3 separate regions of the Homo sapiens genome follow, and all the other regions are linked to region 1. A link is a contact called in ENCODE Hi-C or POLR2A ChIA-PET data. All regions are on one chromosome and are shown on one strand. The core of a region is the stretch at or near the end of the contact, and the rest is flanking DNA. Distances in the headings are between cores, read along the strand shown. Region 1 holds the start of BLNK (B cell linker). Region 2 overlaps ENTPD1 (ectonucleoside triphosphate diphosphohydrolase 1). Region 3 overlaps PIK3AP1 (phosphoinositide-3-kinase adaptor protein 1).

Region 1 (5,099 bases), core at 1,581-4,080:
TTTCTCATCTGTGAATCTAGTGATTCATTAATTTCCATGTCCACTGTGCTATGTAGACCGACCTTAAAGGCTTATCATGGTATATCGTTCTGTGTGCGCTGTGGAACCACGTTGTGTGGTTTCATTCCTTTTATAAGTTACCAACTAAGGCTTGGTATCATCAGTTTCCATCTTTGCATTAACCTTTTTGGTAATCCAGTTATGGGGCCTGTCATTTGTATTTTGACTTTCATTTATGGTGCATTTGTCACATAAAAGTTTAAATTTATATGTATCTAGATTTACCACTGTTTTTCCTTTTTGTGTTTTGCTTAAAAAGGTTTTCCCCGGCCAGGTGTGGTGGCTCACATCTGTAATCCCAGCACTTTGGGAGGCCGAGGCGGGCGGATCACGAGGTCAGGAGATCGAGACCATCCTGGCTAACACGGTGAAACCTTGTCTCTACTAAAAAATACAAAAAATTAGCCAGGCATGGTGGCGGGTGCCTGTAGTCCCAGCTACTCAGGAAGCTGAGGCAGGAGAATGGTGTGAACTCAGGAGGCGGAGCTTGCAGTGAGTCAAGATCGTGCCACTGCACTCCAGCCTGGGTGACAGCAAGACTCCGTCTCAAAAAAAAAAAAAAAAAAAAAAAAAAAAAACAGGTTTTCCCCACTTCAAAATTAGAGTCAAATAATTTAAAATTTTCATTTAGTCATGGAGCAACTTAGAAGCCAAAGCAGTTGTGGCAGGCCTGGAACATTAGGCTGTCACACTGTATTTCACATGGGGTAAAATGTCCAGTCTGGAAACACAGTCTCTCATTTTCATCATGTTAGACTAAATACAGTAAAAAGAAGAAAGACCAGTGGCTGTAAAAAGAAAAAGCAGAAGTGTAACCTTTGCCTCTGGTCTTTTTCTCTGGGGAAATATGAAGTTGTCAGCCAGGTGTTGAGCAAAGTTGTTGGTGGAGAGAAAAGTCAAGTGACTTATGGGGTGCATTTTACAATAATTCAGAAAGAACGAGCTGACTATTATCATTTCATTCAGTGAAGCCTGAATTTCCTGATCTTTGATGACATTGTATGTGCCTTTACCATCCTAGTCTACTTGTTTCTTTCAGTTAGGAACTATGGGAGAGGAGGAGGCAGGGTCTAGAGCTCCTTCAGGATGCACTGCAAGAAAATTGAGCAGCCAGATTGGGGAAAATGAATGATGGCAGGAGACAAGCACTTGCATTTTTCTCATGCAACATTGTCTGCTCTCTTGCTGGCCTGGCCAAGTCAGTGTCCTGGCCAAGCAGAAGGGCCCCACCCTTCAACAGCTCTGAAGATTCTGCTCCTAAACATCTGGTCAAACCAGAAATTCATAGGCAGTGATGAATGTGAATAATCAAGGTTACCTGGAAAAAGACAGAACATCCATTTGTGCAAAGAAGAGGCACAGGAGGGAAGAAATCCATCCACGGTTTCCACCTCTACCACTGCCGCTGTTCCTTCTCCCCCTCCTCCTCTGTCTCCTCCTCCTCCGCTTCTTCTTCCTCCTCCTCCTCCGCTTCTTCCTCCTCCTCCTCCTCCTCTTCCTCCACCTCCTTCTCCTCTTCTGTCTTCTCCTCTTTCCCCACTGTCTTCAGCCAGATCTTGGGTCTGCAACAGGAGAGGTAACTGAGAGCTCTTTACTTTGTCCTGCTGTGTATTCTGACCCAGGAGAAGACTGGTTCCCTTGATAAATGTTGGAAACGTGTACTTTATTCCACAAGGGTGAGCAGGGCATTCTCAATGGCTGCAGAAAAGTGTGTCCAGGTACAAAAGGTCACTTCCCTCCCATTTTCTTCCTCCTTGACCCTGGACTGCGGGCTGCTCTTTAAACAACAGGTAAATCAGCATTTTTCAGATTAGGCAGAAGGAAATATAAAGTCTTCCAGGAGGGAAGTAGAGTTCTCTGAATAGGTTCAGCCCCTACAGGTATGGCTCCCTCCTCCCAGCCTCACCCCACCTGTCTGACCTTGAGATGGCCTCGTGTCTGGCGTGTCACTGGGTGTGATGAGCAAGTGGTGGACAGGACAGAAAGAGGCAAATGCAAGGAGGGGAATGGCATTCTGCTTTTAGGACTTCAGAATGGCCTGATGTAGGAATTGCATTGTTGTGAAACTGTTAGATTTGTTCTCATCTGACTTTTGGGTACATCCTGGTTTGTTTGAAAGCATCTGGCTATCGGCGAGGTAACTCCTGACTCTATCAGGCAATAAGGAGGCTGCACATCTGACGATAGAGTTCATCTCCCCTTTCCTGAGTCATCCATCCCTACCCCCAGATGAACAGAGAATTGCCCATCCCATTTTAAATAGAGCTCCAGAAAAAGAGATACTCTAATTCTCTGAGTAAACTGTTACCACCATGCCACTGACAACCTGATATTTATTTTTAAACGTATTGCCCGCATCGGGGGGTAGGAAAAAGCACAAAAATGCCATTTTTATATAATGGTTCTATAAGTAGAAAAAGCTTATCCATAACTTTATGCAAATAAGCAGAAAGTCTCCAAGAGAGGTTCAGATGGACTTGATTACTCTGCTTTTCCTTGAGCCCAGGAAGTTCCCAGTTATAGCATGCACCTGCTGGAAACAGACTATATGTGTTTGGGACAAACAGGAAGTAGTGACCAGCCAGAAACTTGTCCTAACCTGGTTACAAATCTGATTGTAAAAGAAAGCAGCTGGAAAGAAATTTGCCTGCCCAATAGGTTTCATTATTAAAGTTTACACAAAGTGGAGTAATCACCAAGCTGGCTGGCTATCCAGATCACATGATTATGTAGAAACATGAAACTTGACTATGTGCTCGGGCAAGTTTTACTTCTCCCTAGAGCAGGGGTGTTTGCCAGCAGCCTGCACTCTCAGAAATCAGACTTGAGTGGCCGGAACCCTTGAGACCAGAGGCTTACCATGCTGCTCCCTAGGAGGGCCAGGAACTGCTGACGTGACCACTGGACAGTTATTCGTGTCTCTTACAATTACCAAACAGAATGGACAAGCTTAATAAAATAACCGTCCCCGCCAGTCAGAAGTTGAGGTAAGATTTTCCCCACCCAATACCCTTCTTCATCTCCTTTTTTTCCCCCCAGTGCTCTTATGGCATCTCAGAAATACTGAAATCCTGGAATGCTTTGCTAGTTTCCAGTGGGTGGCACTTACTATAGGGAAGTGGACTGAGCTTTTAGGGAAAGCATTGGGTGGCACTTGCTATAGGGAAGTGAACTGAGTTCTTAAAGAAATGTGTAGGAACAAGAGAGACTTGCTTTAGCTGCCTCTTACAATAAAGTGTAAAGCTCTGGAAAGATAATAAAACAAATGCCAAGGGCTTAGATTCTACTGAAGGTCAACTTTTAGAATCTGAATGCAACCAACTTTTCTAAGGAAGGGTTTCTCTAAACTGAGTCCTCACCCATTTTATTGCAGGTTACTATTTAATTTTAAGGATAGCTGTAATCATTTGTTATTCATTGTTTTATTGTCTCATTTATTTTGTGGGTGTATATGACAAGTGTGTTTGGGGGGATTAGATCTGTCTTTCCAATGCCCTCATGTCAATGTAACAATATCCATAACAAGCCTCTCAAAAAGAATAAACCAGAAGCGGCCCCATGGGCGTGAGTCAAGGAGCTATGGAAAAGACAACTTCCCCAAATTTTGCTTTTGAAGGTCTTCTTTTTGTCTCATTGTAATGGCATCATGGCTTTCAGAGACTGGAACTTTTAAAGTTCTGGGAGTGCAGTTTTTTTTTCACATTTTTTAACAGTTTTTTTTTTTTATTATACTTTTAAGTTCTGGGGTACATGTGCAGAAGGTGCAGGTTTGTTACATAGGTATACACATCCCATGGTGGTTTGCTGCACCCATCGACCTGTCATCTACATTAGGTATTTCTCCTAATTCTCTCCCTCCCCTAGTCCCCCACCTTGACAGGCCCCGGTGTGTGATGTTCCCCTCTGTTCAGGGAGTGTTTTCTATTCTGACTACATATTAGAACTTAGCCAAATGTTCAGGGGGTGATGTGACACATGTAGCAGACAAGTAATCACAGATAACAATGAGCCAGAGAATTGAAGCTTTTGAGACAATATTTAAGAGAAAGTCTGGATTGGCAGAGGGACAACCCTTCACAGTAGAATACAGGTCTTATGCCTAGGAGGTGCTTGGTAAAAGGTAATGTGAAATGCATCAATGATCTGGGATCAGTAGGCAACATCAGCTGTGTTCAACCATTTCAAGAACATGCTGTTGAGTGCTGCTGTGTGATCAGCACTGACGGGACAAGAAGGCACCTCATTCTTGCCCTTGGTCTCAAATAGCTACACCCTCATGAGGGGCGGGGGTGATACAATGGAAGCTGTAAGCGACAGAAGGAATGTAAGAAGAGACTTAGAGTAGCAGGAGGAGGTTTCATAGAGAAGATACTTTTAAGAGGTAGGCTTTGAGAGGTGGGTAAAATTATAAAATACTGGAGAATTGGAGGAAACATGTTATGTGCTGGGAGGGAGGAAATACAGAGGCTGTCACTCAAAGCTTAACACAAGTACGGTCCATTTGTGGGATAGTGAGGAGAGTTTTCTGTCCAGCAGAAACTAAAGAGTAGGGAATGTGGGACCTGAAGGTCCTGGTATGATTGGACAAATAAGGTGGGTCCAGGTTGCAAAGGATGGTGAGTGCCCTGACCATAGGGAGTTGGAGAACAGGTTATGCTGTTAGCTGTTAGCAATGTCATGACAGTAGGCTTAAAGGAGCCTGGTAGGATGCGTTGGAGTGGGAGGGACACTGGAGGCAGGGATCTGGTGGGAGGGAGGAGCGCTTAAGTAACCCAAGCATCCAGGGTTGTAGGCCTGGACTTGGGACATGGCAGTGAGAAGGAAGAGGGAAAGAGAGGGCAGAAAGACATGGCAAAGAAACTAACTAGGCACCTTCCTCTGAATGAACAGGAGGATTCCAAATGTTTTTTTTTTTTTGTTTTCAGACATATTCCATAATGTAGAACTATACAGAAATGCATTCTCTTTCAGGGAATCCAGGTGGGAATTTAAGTAAAGGTGCTAGAACTTAAATCATTTTATGATTCCTCCCTTTGGGA
Region 2 (5,099 bases), core at 862-3,361, 490 kb after region 1:
AGCAGCACCACTGGATGCTAGGCCAAGAAAAACGCTTGCCATCCTCACAATCATCCTCTTCCCCATTTGTTATGTTCTTACTGGGTAGCAGGCACTGTGCTAAGCACTTTATACTCATTGTTCATCAAATTATCACAACACCATAGATATCATTAGCCTATTTTGCACTTGAGAAAACTGGGGTCCAAAAGTTTGATAACATATTCGTGGTCACACAAATGGTAAGCACAGAGCTGGAATTTGAGGACAAGCCTGTCTGACTCCAGGGATTCTAAGCTCTTAATTATTAGGAGACATTGACACTCATTTAACTCTTCTCTTTTCTTTTATTTCCCCCACCTATCCACCTCCCAACTTCCTTCAGCCAAATGAGGCCAGTTTACATAGCCACCTTCTGAGAAAAGTTACCACAGATGGTTTCTGCTTCATAAGTTGCTGGGTTGGTTTTGTGGCCAACCTTGTGTCCTGAGACCTTATGATCTTGGCCACAACAGATTGTTCCAACAACTGCTGCTTAAGCCAAAGTCAACTATAGGCTGGACTTGCATTATCTCATTTAATCCTCATAACAAAGCTTTAAATTAAGTACTAATACCAACTGCATTTTACAAGCGGGAAAACTGACATTCAGATAAGTTAACTTACCTGCCTAAGGTGGGACAGCTAGTAAGAAGCAGAACTATGATTGGAAGGTAGGTTTATCTGAATGCTTGAACACTGTTCTACCTCCCATTTTTTCAGAGATCAATAGAGTTGGCCTGGAACAAGAGATGCCCTTGAATGCAAGTTGTAACAACTGAGAGAAATTGCCCAGACACTGCAACGGGAGTTGCCAACAAAGTAACAGAGTCAGAGAAGAGCTGAGTCTTGGGAATGAAAAAGTGATGAGGGGATGACTTCCACAGTGGGTATCCGGTCATTTGGGCTGCTGCTCTGCCCTCATCAAAGTGATTTCCACTCTGTGAGTCTCTGATATGCAGCTATAGAACCTGTTGCCTGTTTCCTAATTTATCCATGTGGGCCTGTCACCCTCATCACCTCAGGTAACAAAGTCCAGTCCTTATTACTTTGTGCCTCACACATACACTCCCTTAGGCCTAAACTCCCTGCAACGCCACTCCTGCCAAACCCCCATGATTGTCCTGGCCTGATGGAGTGAAGTAATGAGAGACTTGAAGCTTTGTAGACCTGAATGCTCATATCTTGCCACTACCCCAGCCTCCAGCTTTACTTCCTCCTCCAATGGGTAGCTCTCTCTCCTCCTTCCTCATTGTCTGCCAGCCTGAGGGAAAAGAGTACTGAGGCCGATAGGTGTTTTCCAAAAGGCTCTGGGTGCACTGGATGTACACCAGATGTTTCCTGCGACAACAGCAAGACAAAGGCAGTGGGCATGCAGAAAGCCATATAGCAATTGGTCTCTGGAACTGCTACTTCCTGGGTCCACAAGGTCTTGGGGTGACTAGGAAACACAGCCTGAGTTTTTCTCCCCAGGCCTTCACACTCTACAGTTAGCCCCATTCTCTACACAAGACAATGGAGCTCATAGGAGTCCCCATGTCTCTGAGCTTGGCTAGGGCAAACAGTTAGAGAGTGGCTGCTGGTGAGAGACAGTGCTGAAAATGCTGGCAGCAAGCCATATAAGACATTTTTAGTGGCCCCATAATGTCTATATACTCTAAGGAACTTGTATTTGTGAGCAGCTGGTGCTACATCATTAGATGTCATATGTGACAGGCTGTTCCAAGAAAGATCCAGGATACAAGAAGCTGGATTTCCTGACTTCAGTGTCCCTGGGTTTTTAATGCCTACCCTATCTTATGGGTAATTTGGCAAATGGTCAAATTGCTACACTGATCTTTTCTACAATCAAAAAAAAAAAAAAAAGAACAAGCAAAGCACCTGATTATACAAAGCATCTTACTACATTCCTCCTGCAGGAAGGCAGGATATAGTAATCGAAAGAGACAAAAGAAAAAAAATGACTAGGAACCTATATTTTTGCATAGATTTTCTACCCGCTTTCACCCCCACCTCTTCCCAGGCCACCTGCTATTCTAGTTCTTGGTCACCAATTTTGCCTCATCTTAAAATTTGTTCCTCTTTCCCATAATCAGTAGTAACTAGAAGCTGAGTTCCCCAGGCAACCATAAATACTTGTTATTCTTTTTGCCACGTGACTTGCCCTAAAAATAAATTCAAATATTTTTCCTACCATCAAAATGCCAGGAAGAATTGGATACTGTCTTGAAGAAGTGGACACTGTTTTTTTTTTTTTTATGCCTACCTGTGAAATAGAGCAGGCCTAATGCTACTTAGCCAAAATTTTTAGGAATCCTAAGAAAGTCCTAACACAGAAGGTAATATAAAAACCTGGGTGTTATCCTATCTTGAAAATGGGACAAGCAAAGAAGGGGTTGGGAAAAGAGAATTAGAACAAGCTGATACACACATGCTCACACAACCCAGACCAGTATAATTTGTTTTTCTTTTTAGAAAGAGAGTAGCAAAGAAAAGAGTGCGTGTTTGCTCTGAAGTTTAGTCAAGATTTTGCCACTTTCTTTGAAATGCCCCCTTGATGTGCCAGCCAAGGACCCTTAGAGACCTCCATTTGAAGCTGAAAGTACTTGAAGCCAATTAATGAAAAAGATTTGCTTTCCAGTCTCATGTGACTCTGGGGTGGATGACCTTTTGGAAATCATGGACAAAGTCTCCATTTAGAGCTCCTACAGAGTGATGACCCCACTATACAAATCACTGTGAATTAGGGAGCTTCCAAATTAAACAAGATTCAGCAAATAGAACAGCGACAATGGTAACAATGCTACTCATAAAACTACATTTAGATGCTCTCAAAAACAGTTTACAAAATTCATTTTTGTCCACTCTCTTTTTTGATCCTCAAAGAAACTCCCTAGGAGACAACGGATACATACACTACACACACACACACAAACACACACACACACCGCTTCCATTTTATAGGTGTGCAAAAGCTGAAGCTAAAGAGCAAAGCAACTTGCCCAACCTGTATGTTGCTGAGTGTAAAATTCAACCAAGCCTTCTACTTCTAGCTCAGTATCTTTTTAACCCAGACATTCTCCTCCCATGCCTCCATCCCATTATCCCCAAGAATCCTGAAACCAGTAGTTATCCAGATGACCAGGAGCTGAAAACGCAGCCTTAGAACTTTTAGAGAATCAATTCAAAAATAGATAAAAGAATAGAAAAACTGTTGGGGTTGGGGGAACAACAGGAAGAGCTGAGATGAACTAATGCAGGATGAAATCAATAAGGCAAGGGGGAAAATTCTCTCTTCCTTTTTCCTTCACATCTTCCCTGTTCATCACCACCTAGCCTAGGCGCCAGGACTTCCTCAAATTGCCCTAACTCTTTTGCCCAATACTGGGTTGTTTTTACCAGGTTCACGTGATAGGCTCTGAAAATATTTTAGCTAAACCTTCTGATTAGCCAGGAGCATGTTTCCAATTTTTTCTTGGAACTACTAGCCCCAGTCATATTCATTTTTACTACCTCCTTTGACACATGTTCCTTATATGACATAGTCTCTGCATCCTTCCTCATTCTGGACATACCTACCCAGTTTGACAATGTCTCACTTCAGATGTGATACAAAAAAGGAAATATACTACCCATAAAGTGATTTTCAGTTCTTCACTCAATAAATCAACCAAAAAGTAAATAAATATATACTGAATCACAGGAAACATTTTAGAATGATAGAATGCTCTATATCTTAATAGGGCAATTTAAAAATTGTTGTTGTAGGGGTAAACAAGGTGGTGAAAGTCAAGCACTTAACACAGAGCCTGGCACATTAGTCCTTTATAGATCACTGCAAACCAATGCCTTCATGGCACTCTATCTGCATGCAGTATTATCTTCAGCTCAGAGCAGTGTATTTTGGAAGTGGCATTAACAAACTGGAGGCAGAAATTCTAAAGAAGAGAAAGGAGTTTCTACTCACAGAACTCTCATCAATAATTTGTCCCTTTCTGTTCACCCTTATCCAGCTCTGCCCTGCCTTGGTGAAGGCATAACAGGCTTGTTTCCTGAGGCTCTGTCTCACCTAATTCCTGGAATATATTATGGACATTTTTGCTTTAGTGGGAGAGCACCTGAAAACCCACCATCAATCCCATGCCTGGGGTCAAGTGTCCTGGAAGGAATTTAACATCACCTATGGGAGAATCTGGGCAAACCTCCTTGGCTAAATCCATTTCAGAGTATATAACACAGTCGTGAACTTTGGTCTGGCTACCAAGGTCCTGGCCCTCTTTTCGTTTCCACCCTTAAGACTACAACCTGACATAAACTGTTGACCAAATTAGTAGGAGACTGGCTCCCTATGCTGATTTTATTTTTATTTTTTTATTTTTAATTTTTATGGGTACACAGTAGGTATCTATATTTATGGGGTACTTGAGATATTTTGTTACAGGCATGCAATGCGTAATAATCACATCAGGATAAATGAGGTATCCATCACCTCAAGCATTTATCTTTTGTGTTACAATCCAATTATACTCTTTTAGTTATTTTTAAATGTTCAATTAAATTATTATTGTCTATAGTCACCCTATTGCAAACCAAGGCAATAGGTTTGATAGCACCCTGTTGCGCTATCAAATACTAGGTCTTATTCATTCTTTCTAACTATTTTTTGTACTCACTACCCATCCCTTTTTCCATTCTACCCAGCCCCCACTACCCTTCCCAGCCTCTAGTAACCATCCTTCTACTCTCTCTCAGTTCAATTATTTTAATTTTTAGCTCCCACAAATCAGTGAGAACAAGTGAAGTTTGTCTTTCTGTGCCTGACTTATTTCACTTAACATAATGACTTCCAGTTCTATCCATGTTATTGCAAATAACAGGATTTTATTATGTTTATGGCTGAATAGCAGTCCATTGTGTATATGTACCACATTTTATCCATTCATCTGTCGATGGACACTTAGGTTGCTTCCAAATCTTAGCTATTGTGAATAATGCTGCAACGAACATGGGAGGGCAGATATCTCTTCTATATACAGATTTTCTTTCTTTTGGGTGTATACCTAGCCATGGAATTGCTGGAT
Region 3 (5,099 bases), core at 1,738-4,237, 400 kb before region 1:
CCCTCTGACCTTTCATTTGTAGGCAAACTGGTTTGGTTGTTTGAATTGTGATACTGCCAAACTATGGTTTTAGGCCATGTCCCACGTCCCTATGATGGCCTTATACAATTCTAATACGAGTATGCAACAGTGGGGGCTGTTCTTAGGTCCTAACTGCTAATAGAAGTACTTTGTGAATAATAAATTATTATTATTGTTATTAATATTAACAGAGAAATGACAGCTTCCTTTTATTGAGCACTTACTATGTGGCAGACACAGTGTTCAACAATAACAGTCCTGAGAGGTAGGAATTATAATCTCTATTTTATAAATAAGGAAAATGAGGCTTTAGGAGATCAAGTAACTTGCCCAAGATAGCCATCCAGTAATAGCAGGGACTCAATTCATTTACATGGACCCTAAACTCCATGCTTTGAAGCACTGCCATGTATGTGGTGGCCATGAGAATATGCCTGGCAGATCTCCAGTTGCTGGGAGTAGAACCGACCAAGGGCTCCTGTGCCACCCTCTGAATCCATCATAGCTTTCGACCAAGGCCCTGCTTCCTGCAGGCTGCTCCCAGTCAATAACTGAGCATGGCAGGGATACTAGGCCCATTTCCGGAAGACGCAAGATTTGCCAGTGGCCAACTTCTGTTTGAAGACTCCGTGACAGATTTGCACAACTTTCCTTAGCCTGCTCAGTGGTCTAGGACGCTTCCACCCAACCTTCCTTCCCCCTCTTATTCATTTGGGCTCAGACAGCTACAAGGTTTTCCCACCCTCCCTCCCCATTTTCCTTCCCAGGCACTTTCCCTGACAAAATCCTTATATGGCCGGGTGCAGTGGCTCACACCTGTAATCCTAGCGCTTTGGGTGGCTGAGGCAGGCAGATCACCTGAGGTCAGGGGTTCAAGGCCAGCCTGGTCAACATGGTGAAAACCCATCTCTGCTAAAAATACAACAATTAGCTGGGCGTGGTGACACATGCCTGTAATCCCATCTACTCAGGAGGCTGTGGCAGGAGAATTGCTTGAACCCAGGAGGTGGAGGTTGCAGTGAACCGTGATTGCAGAACTGCATTCCAGCCTGGGCGACAGAGTGAGACTCCGTCTCAAAAAACAAAACAAAACAAAACACCTTGTATGTTTAATCTCATTTTAGCTTTTGTTTCTCGGAAGACTGGGACTAACACAGTGTACCATGCAGAATTTTCAGCGAAGCTTGGTTCACGCTGGTATCATAAATTAGAGGGTTAAACAGTTTCCTGTTTCTCTCCAGATTCCACACTAAAAGCCTCCAGGCACAAAGCCTTACAGTGGTCCTCCCTGAGGTGTTGCTTTCCCTGCTAGTAACTTAGGTGGTTGGTCTTATCTCATTCATCGATTCATCCATTCATGCAAGAAGTATTTATTGATTTCTCACTATATTCTAAGCCCTGGGGATACAAAGATGAATGAATGTCAGGAAATCTGTTCTCAGAGAAATCACAGTCTAGTAGAAGAAAAATTTGGTCAACAGATAAACAACACTAATTGATTTAACTTTGTCTTGCACTTTTCAGTTTTCAAAGGGCTTCTGCATGTTGATCACTTAATTCCAATAAGCCTGTGCAACAAACCAGGCAGGCATAAATAAATCCATCTTAAAGGAGAGGAAATTGAAGCTTAGAAATATCAAGATTACCCAGGAAGTGGCAGAGATGGGACTTGAATCCAGGTCTTCTGTGGCTTAGCTGAATGTGCTTTTCCAGAATCTGTTAGTAATTGCGTTTGTGCTGCTAGGAAATACTGTAGAATATCTTTAGAGTCTTGGCCTTAATAGCCCTGATTTTAATATTGGACCACTAAGGCCAGCAACTCCTGGGTTAAAGGAGTTTTAATTTTGGCCTATATTTATGCAGAATTTGGAATGCCATCTTGTTTCATATTTCTTTAAGCCCTTCGCCAAGAAGCATCACACCCCCACCTCCACCCAGCCTTGACCAAGCCACAAAGCCAGATGCAGCCTTTCACGGTGAGGGATGAGAACAGAAAGTTACCCTTCCTGAAAGTGGAAAGTGAAACTGACCAGCCAGTTCCATCCTTTCAGCTGGTCGGAATGCGAAGGGTCAGCCTAAGTGGGGGAAAGTAAACACCGTTTCAGCCTTTCCTGGGACTTTGACCATTGAGTGGGAGACAGACAAAAGGGAAGAAATTTTACTCTCAATTTCTTCAGCTTAGTTATTGTCAAGAGTTGCCTTCAGCCTCTCAGTTCTTGACTTAGTGAAAATAAATCACATTTATGTGGCCTGCCCCAGACAAAGCCCATTTGTCCGTCCTCACACCAGTAAATCCAGACATCAGTGTCTGTCTAGATAAGAACTGATTCCTGAACCAGGAAACCAAGAAGAGCCTGTGAAAAGGTGAGTTATTAATGGCCTCATGACAAGCCTGCGTTGTGCCATTTGGACGAAATTTACATAGGGAGAGGAAGCACATTTATAAGTGTCTGAAAGAGATGAAGAAAGAGGAAGCCTTTCGGGGGGGGCTGTGGTAGCTCCTGCTTTGTTAGCAACACTGGGGTTTCCTGAACGAGGAAACAGGGGCCTGCAGGCCTCCAGACCTGGGTGCCTAGAGGGGAGCACTTTCTCACAGGTGTGGAGATGGGATACAGGTTGGATAGTGCTCCCTAAGGATCCTGATAAACCCCGCCAAGGAAGCTTACCTGTGCTCTTCTGGTTGCCTGTGCATGGTAGATGCAGCCCGAGACGCTGAATCCAGGATAGAGGTGGGTTTTTGTGCAGCCCATTTACCATGGTGGGGAAGTAGATTTTCCTCCAACCCTTCCCAGGTTTATATCCCAGAGACTGGTTGAGGGAATGTCAGTCTGTGGCTGAGATGCAGCTCACCTAGCAGAATCTTTTCCCCTTTTGGGTCATGTTTTCTGAGAGTGGCTGTTCCTTCTGTTCTTCTGCTAACCAGATCTGGAGTTGGGAGCTTTGAATTCTGCATGTGGTTCTACCATTAAACCAGAAGCTTATGAACTAGGGCCGGTCAGTTCATGGCCCATGCCTCTATTTTTCCATCTGCAAAATGGAGATAGTCATCTCTGTCACATGTGCCTGGAGACACTGAAAGGAGCAAAGGAGAACAAATCAAAAAGTTCAGAGGCACTGGGCGCTGAGACAACTCCAGCTGACCCTTGGCTTCTTGGTTGAGGATAGAGCAGCTCTATTTGGGAAAGCTTCCTGAAGGTTGAACTTGGAAGAAAGTTAGAGGGCCCCAGCCCCAGCTGGGAGAGGACTGGGAGAGCCGCAGGCAGGTTTTATCATTGGTGGACAAGAGTGGGCACCACGGTGCTTTCATTGGTTGTCATGGCAGCCTCAGATGTTTTGCTATTTTTGCTCAAGCTGAAGAGCAGGTAGGGTGGGTTGGGGAGGGGAAGGGAAAAGCTATAGGCCTTTGCTTTAAAAAAAGCAGCAACAAGAAATGAACACTTTGAATAGCTCATTTAGAGCTAATAGTTCATTTATTTAAGGGAGTGGGGAGTGCTGGATAAAAGTCTTAGAGGCCTAAGGTCATCTTTCCTCCTGTCCTGCTCCCTTGATCTTGAACCTCAAGTACATTGAGGAGGGCCAGGTGAATTACCTGATGAATGAAGGAAATACTGTTCCTTGTCTGTGTGAGCTAGAAAAGATTTGGGCTGATGTCAGTAGATCCTTGACCCAGAACCCTCCACCCAGCGCTGCAAATTCACCGATGTGCAGTGAAATCAGGCAGCCTTAGGAGTCTGCGTCTGGCACAGAACACTGGGATGGCAAAACGATTGCATATGATGAGTGAGCCCACCTGCATTCCAAAGTTACCAGCTCCAACCACCTCTGGAAGCCAGCATGGGAGTGTGGAAGAAGTGGATTCATTCCTCCTTCTTCGTTTCTACAACTTTCTCTTTGTTTCCAGGGAGACAGTGTGACCACCATGACTGTATTTTTTTTTCTTTGTTTTTTGAGACAGGGTGTCACTTTGTTTCCCAGGCTGGAGTGCAGTGGCACAATCATGGGCCACTGCAGCTTTGATCTCCTTGGGCTCAGGTGAGCCTCCCACTTCAACCTCCCAAGTAGCTGGGACTACAGGCGTGCACCATGCCTGACTAAATTTTGTATTTTTTGTAGAGACAGAGTTTTGCCATGTTGCCCAGGCTGGTCTCGAACTCCTGGCCTCAAGTGATCTGCTTGCCTTGGCCTCCCAAAGTGCTGAGATTACAGGTGTGAGTAATCATGCCTGGCCATGACTGTATTTAAAGTCTGAATTAGGAAAGTATCTGTAGGACTCTGCCTTATCTTTTTGGCATCATGAGGATGATGATGATGATGACGACGGTGATGAGAACAATGATTGATGTCACTTTAATTAACTCACACTAACACTTCTAAATAATTGTCACCTCCTCCCTCCCCTGACTTCAGTGTCAGTAAGACATCTGGTGGGTAAGAACTTGGCATTCCACTGACCCTCTTACCATCAGTATGATGACTGTATGTGACTTTGGGGGTAGCTGGTGACTTGTGGGTTGGGTATACCTGTCACTCTCTGTTGGGAGCTTTGTAAGTGAAAGGGGTTAGTTGGACGGGAAATTCACTACCCAATGACCAAGGTGGGTGAGCAAAGAAGAAAGACCCATGGTGATGACTAAAATGAAAAAGCAGTCTTGATGTTTGCCAGGAAGGTGGGGGAAGGTGAGGGTTATTGAAACTTAAGGTTTGAGTCCCACCATTGCAAGCCTCTCACCTCCAACCCTGTGAACCCACAAATATTTTCAGTAGAGCAAAGGCTCCTTCACTGGGGTCCACACACTGGGAATCTGGACACAAGGCCAGGTCTGAGGTTTCCTTTTGTGCTTTCTAAGGACATGACAATAGCTGTGATGCTGAATTTCTGAGGAAATAGCCAGTGTAAACAAGATAAATGCAGTGTAAACAAGAGACATGTTTATAGCCTACTTCAGAATCATTTTCTAAGCATACTGTAAACCATGCTTGTGGTACCTTTTCAGACATTGGTTAATTATAGCAACTTATTTGTTCTTGAAAGCAGATAGGGCAGGATGTTGACTTGGTAACACTTTGTTAGCCACTCG

Evidence for each region. A loop is a pair of places that touch in the nucleus more often than their neighbours do. ChIA-PET counts read pairs that join two places held with the same protein, here RNA polymerase II (POLR2A). Pooled maps may share reads with other maps.
Region 2: a loop to region 1 is called in a map of GM12878, with 3 times the contacts of the local background. The contact joins the enhancer-like site here to the promoter of BLNK in region 1. A Hi-C loop is called at or near these places in 1 of 168 maps with a recorded cell type or tissue (GM12878), 17 of 37 single-sample maps with no recorded cell type and 4 of 50 pooled maps. POLR2A ChIA-PET finds 5 or more read pairs at or near these places in 1 of 52 experiments (GM12878).
Region 3: a loop to region 1 is called in a map of OCI-LY7, with 4 times the contacts of the local background. The contact joins the enhancer-like site here to the promoter of BLNK in region 1. A Hi-C loop is called at or near these places in 1 of 168 maps with a recorded cell type or tissue (OCI-LY7), 1 of 37 single-sample maps with no recorded cell type and 1 of 50 pooled maps.

What each region holds. Positions count from the first base shown.
Region 1 is chr10:96,269,300-96,274,398 of GRCh38, reverse strand. It overlaps BLNK (B cell linker), which reads left to right and starts at 2,830. Exons shown (of 17, transcript NM_013314.4): 1 at 2,830-3,047. The coding sequence starts at 3,001. RefSeq lists enhancers at 950-1,009, 1,140-1,189, 1,676-1,775, 3,885-3,934, 3,965-4,084.
Region 2 is chr10:95,780,888-95,785,986 of GRCh38, reverse strand. The region is part of intron 1 of ENTPD1 (ectonucleoside triphosphate diphosphohydrolase 1); the gene reads right to left. It overlaps ENTPD1-AS1 (ENTPD1 antisense RNA 1), which reads left to right. Exons shown (of 6, transcript NR_038444.1): 5 at 742-961. Among named protein-coding and RNA genes, the nearest start is that of ENTPD1, 27 kb to the right of the region's middle. RefSeq lists a silencer at 448-527. Within about 2 kb of position 2,111, at least 3 of the 41 ENCODE cell types and tissues checked have a DNase peak (open chromatin) inside an H3K27ac peak, as active enhancers do; they include GM12878, where a contact is called at or near this core.
Region 3 is chr10:96,670,909-96,676,007 of GRCh38, reverse strand. All of the region lies in intron 2 of PIK3AP1 (phosphoinositide-3-kinase adaptor protein 1), which reads left to right. Among named protein-coding and RNA genes, the nearest start is that of PIK3AP1, 47 kb to the left of the region's middle. RefSeq lists enhancers at 1,987-2,056, 2,187-2,256. Within about 2 kb of position 2,987, at least 27 of the 41 ENCODE cell types and tissues checked have a DNase peak (open chromatin) inside an H3K27ac peak, as active enhancers do; they include OCI-LY7, where a contact is called at or near this core.